2 separate regions of the Mus musculus genome follow, and region 2 is linked to region 1. A link is a loop called in an ENCODE intact Hi-C map of the cell type or tissue named here. Cell type or tissue: left cerebral cortex. All regions are shown on one strand.

Region 1 (2,500 bases):
TGACTTTTTTTTTTTTTAAAGATGTATTTATTATATGTAAGTACACTGTAGCTGTCTTCAGACACACCAGAAGAGGGCGTCAGATCTAGTTACGGATGGTTGTGAGCCACCATGTGGTTGCTGGGATTTGAACTCTGGACCTTTGGAAAAGCAGTCGGGTACTCTTACCCACTGAGCCATCTCACCAGCCCCAGCATGATCATTTAAGTCGGGTAGATGTGACTTAGTGGTAAACGACTTGCGTGTCATACATAAGGCCCCAGCACTACAGAAATAAACATATAAATCAGTTTTCCAGACATATATGGCAGCTCAACCCTGTAATTCTGGACCTGAGGCAGTAGAGCAGGAGGATCAAGAGTTCCAGATATGCCTCAGATACATAGAAAGCGCTGAGTTCATGATTAGCCTGGACAACAGGAGACCTGCCTCAAGGGGAAAAAAAAAAAAAAAGGGTAGAGGATCCTCACTTTACATTTGCAGTTTTCAACACTACTGATTTATAGTGGGTTTCTGGTTTGGTTTGGTTTAGATTGCAGCTGTTTTGGTTCTTTTGGTTTATTCTGTTTTTGTTTTTGTTTTTTCTTCCCGAAACAGTGTTCCACTGTGTAGCCCTGGCTGTCCTGAAACTCGCTCTCTACACCAGGCTAGCCAGGATCTCAGAGATCCACCTGCCTCTGCCTCCAAGTGCTGCGATCCTTAAACGAGAAATGTATGAAATGCTTATAGACTGACTAAAGTGCCCAATGAGAGATTCAAGGAAACAATAATGGCATTTCACATTTGCATCTAAATGTATCTTCCTAGCTCTTGATCCTTAAGGTCAACTCTGGAACAAACACTCAACAAGTCAACAAAGTAACAATTACCAGTTGTTTTCAGAGCCTTTTAGACTTGCTTAGTGGCAAGCTCAGTTATCTTTACAAAGCTTCGTGTCCATGACAAAGATACCAAACAAACAAAGCAAATAGGCTTCCCCAACTTCAACACTAATGACTGTTGCGCCTGTTGGGCCTGGCCTTTGTAGGGTGAGTTGTAGGAGACTGAGCAATGTCTCAGGACTGAGCAGCTGGAAGATGCCAGCAGAGCAGCTGTCCTTAACCCAGCCAATAAAACCATGCTGTCAAATATCCCTTAGCAGAAGGAAGGACCAAAATTCTACCCTCACTCTGCTCCCCAGAATGGAAAACAATGTTTCGGAATGATAGAGAGGGACAGCCAACTTAGGACACAGAAACAGAAGGTCCAGAAAAAACTCTGAGAGGATGGTAACCGAGATTTCTGCAGGGGGAAGAGCTTAATACTTCAGGGTACGATTTTCTAAGATTTGATTTTTAAGCAAGCAAGCAAACAAACACCAGCCAGATACATCAAGACACAAACATCGAAAATTAAACATCACTTAAAGCATGATGGAGAGATGGCTCAACAGTTAGGAACATTGGCTTCCAGAGGCCTAGGTTTGGTACCCAGTACCTTAAAGAAAGCTCATCACTGTCTCTATAACTCCAGTTTCAGGGGTATTGAGGGCTTCTTTGGCCTGGATAGGCACTTCGCAAATATGGTACACAGACATACATGCAGGTAAGACACCTAGACACACATGATAATAAATCAAATAAAAGAAAGGAACAGCAGAGGAAAGACATCTGCTTGAGCCTCCACGTATACCTACACTGGCTAGTGTATACACTCCACACATAGCACACCCAGGAACTGCCTACCAGACACGGACACACAAACACAATTGAAAGTTGCAGCCTTCATGGTAGAAATCACTCAGGACTTCCTGGCATTGGTATTGGTTGTAAGGCACTGGAGCACAAAAAGTGACAACAGCAATAAGCCATTCAGCTGATATTCGCCGAGCAAGTAGGTTCCTTGCTTTGGAAAGAATTCCCTAGTCCCAGCCCTTGGGAGGCCAAAGCAGGAAAATCACTGCCAGTTAGAGGCCAGCCTGCACTAACCAGTGAGTTCCAGGCTACAGGGACCACATCGTTAGATCCTATCTCAAAAACCAAACAAATATGGCAGGGGGCATGGCTCATCAAGTAAAGCTGACAAGCACGGAATCCGAGTTTGATTTACAACATCCACATGACAGGAGCAGACCAGCTCCTGCCGGCTGTTTAACCTCCACATTTGCATGGTGTCATGTTTACATCCACAGACATCCACACAGAAGCATGAGTGCATACGTATATGCATCCCATGTAATAGTAATTAAAAACCAAACAATCCCATGAAAGAACTCCAGTGTCCTAACACTGTGAGCTCGGGGGATCAGGAGACTTGGAACTCCTCCATATTCCATCACTGACCAGGTGGGTAGGGCTTCCAATACAATGCTGTGCGCAGTATTTGGGACATGCTATCCTAAAACATTCTGCATTGCTTATGTTCCATTTCAAATGTACTGGGTATCCTGCATTTTTCCTTAGCTCAGTCTGGAAACCTTTCAGCTGGGTGATCTTGCCCAGGCTCCACAGTCCCTTTGAAC
Region 2 (2,500 bases), 140 kb after region 1:
TGAGCCACCATGTGGGTGCTGAAAACTGAACCCCAGTCCTCTGGAAGAGCAGCCAATGTACTTAACCACTGAGCCATCTCTTCAGCCCCACATCTCGCTTTGTTAGTGGGTTCTGGGGAGACCTTTTATCCTTTAAGCCTCATCTCCAGCCCTGTTTTTTAACACACACACACACATACACACACACACACACACACACACACACACACAACTTCCTTCAAAATCAGGCATCCAGGATCTGAAATGATTCCACCCCTTGATTTTTATTAGTATGAAGATCAGACCATAGCATTGGGGATCTTGAGATTTACCTGCCTCAGATTCCTGTAAGGGAAGAGTGGGTCTAAGACTCAAGGTTTGCACAGAGACAGGCAGTAGAAAACACGGGGCCCTTTGTATGCTTAGGATTCAAGGCTTCTGTGTTAATGACTGTGAACTTTCTTGTAGGGATGACCTTTCAAACTAATCCTCCCATGGGAGACTACCTATCTCACAACTGCAGGCTCCACTGAGCCTCCCAGTGGCCCGTAAGCAAACAGTCCTAAGCTGTTGGGTCACCTCCTGTTCTGATGAGGACACAAGGGCACTAACAGAGCTTCCTCCTCCCACCCCCCATTTTTTCGGGTTTGAGAGCTGTTAGTTGCAGAGCTAAAAAGGCAAGAAGAATCTGTTGGGAAAAGGGAGTCAGCAAACACAGAAGTGAGTTTCTCCTGGCCCCTCAGCAAGCTCCCACACAGACGATAGCTATGTTTTTCTGAGACACATTACACATGAGATTGAGCCTCCGGATTTTCCTATTTCTAGACAAAAAGAGCAGCCTAGCACAATGGCTCACACCGACAGCGTGTATACCGCACGCCCTGACTCGTGTTTTACATGCCTCATTTCACTTCACATGGCGCTACCATTGTCCCTGGTCAATGGATTAGGAAAATCCAAATTGAAGCACGGAGAGATGGAATCACTTACAGCTCACATTCACAGCTGAATAACTGGAGGAGCCAAAATTTAACCACGGGCAGCTGGAAGCAACGACCTCAGCAGGTAACTACTTTTGGAGTTCACATGATTCTGACTCATATGGGAAGATAGGGTGGGCTCAGGGTGAAAGGATACACAAAAGACCTCTGTACAGTGGGTGAACAGGTCACCGGTAAGAACTTCATTATTGACCCATTGCTGCCCCCTGGTGGTTTGCCTGGGAAACTCACAGGTAAAAAAAAACCCGCAAGCCTCCAGTCCTATGCTATTCGGATTTTATGAATGGGGGCCTACACTGGCAATCTCAGCACTTGAGGTAGAAGCAGGAGGCTCAGAAAGTCAAGGTTCTCCGATACATGGCTAGTTCAAAGCCAGCCTGAGATACGTCAGACCTCATCTCAAAAACAGCGTGTGCATTCCCTACCAAAAACTATGATCCATGACCATACCTGTCAGTCATCTTGAGATATAGTAAAGGGAACTGTTATCTGCTATGATGTTCTCTCTCCCCATCTGAGACTAGGTCTCCTTTAGCTCAGGCTGGCCTTGAGCTCATTTTGTAGACGGGGTTGGTCTCCAACTTGCAGCAGTCTTCATGCCTCTGTTGCCTTCTAGAACTGAAATTGAGTCAGGGAAGGGTGGGACGGCAGAGTGGTTAAGTCCAGGCTGGTGTGGAACTCACGACCCTTCTGCCCCTTGTCGGCTTGGGCCTACTTCTTTATTTAAATGGATCTCACTATGCTGCCACTCGGACTGGCCTGGAACTCACATCCCTCCTGCCTCCATAGAGCCACAGCCTCTTCCTCCCTCTCCTTTCTAGGCTTCCCCATGAGGGCGCGTAGTGTCCCCGTCACCACGCCTCCTCAAGTGGTGCTAGGTGGTGGTTGCTGCTTCAGGCACACTGACAGCAATGCAGAACAAGGCCACTTTCTATGGATAAAGTCTAGCTGGTATAAATAAAAACGAGGAAAGAGGCGGTGCCCGTGAGTCCTGTGAGTCACATCTTCTCTAGAGCTTCGGAACTGGGTGGCTGCCTGCTATGGACCTAGGAGGCTGCCATCTGGAAGAAGTAGGCAACCACAGACTGAACACACACGCAGGAGTGGCAAGTTAGAATTTATGGGGAGGCTCAATCTTACATGCAGAGAGAGGATACAGACAAATACCGTTAAAAAACAAAACCAAGCACCTGCAACCAAGTATTGGCTTTAATGAAAACTACCAAAGAACGAGAGCTAACCACAAAGACACAGCCACTCAGAGACAAATTTCTGCGGCAGACTGCCCCTCAGCCAGTCTGGATACCGAGGAGAGCTAGTCGCTACTGCTGAAGCGATGGGGCAGAGGCTACCAAGGAGACTCATCTGACTGATAAGCCAGGGGCTGGGGACTCAGGAGGCACTTAGAAACAGGGGAGGTAACACCCCCAGGCAGCCAGAAGACTCTGGGAAGCCATCCTTCACAGTGGATCCATAGCCCTGGGTCAAGTTATCTGACATCCCTAAGCAACCCCGTCCCA

What was found. Hi-C counts contacts between places; a loop is a spot of excess contacts. Peaks named below come from ENCODE experiments on the same cell type or tissue, not always from the same donor. Only the 100,000 strongest peaks of a DNase experiment are listed, where the experiment ranks them.
Region 2: a loop joins it to region 1, with 9 times the contacts of the local background. A loop is called at or near these places in 1 of 42 quality-filtered maps.

The regions. Positions count from the first base shown.
Region 1 is chr12:84,618,233-84,620,732 of GRCm38, forward strand. No RefSeq gene overlaps it. Among named protein-coding and RNA genes, the nearest start is that of Abcd4, 2.0 kb to the left of the region's middle. In left cerebral cortex, no CTCF peak of the experiment used is centred here; no DNase peak of the experiment used is centred here.
Region 2 is chr12:84,754,320-84,756,819 of GRCm38, forward strand. It overlaps Npc2 (NPC intracellular cholesterol transporter 2), which reads right to left. Exons shown (of 4, transcript NM_023409.4): 4 at 240-2,500. Among named protein-coding and RNA genes, the nearest start is that of Npc2, 18 kb to the right of the region's middle. In left cerebral cortex, a CTCF peak has its summit at 1,206 (motif pointing left); DNase peaks (open chromatin) are centred at 839, 1,153 and 1,934.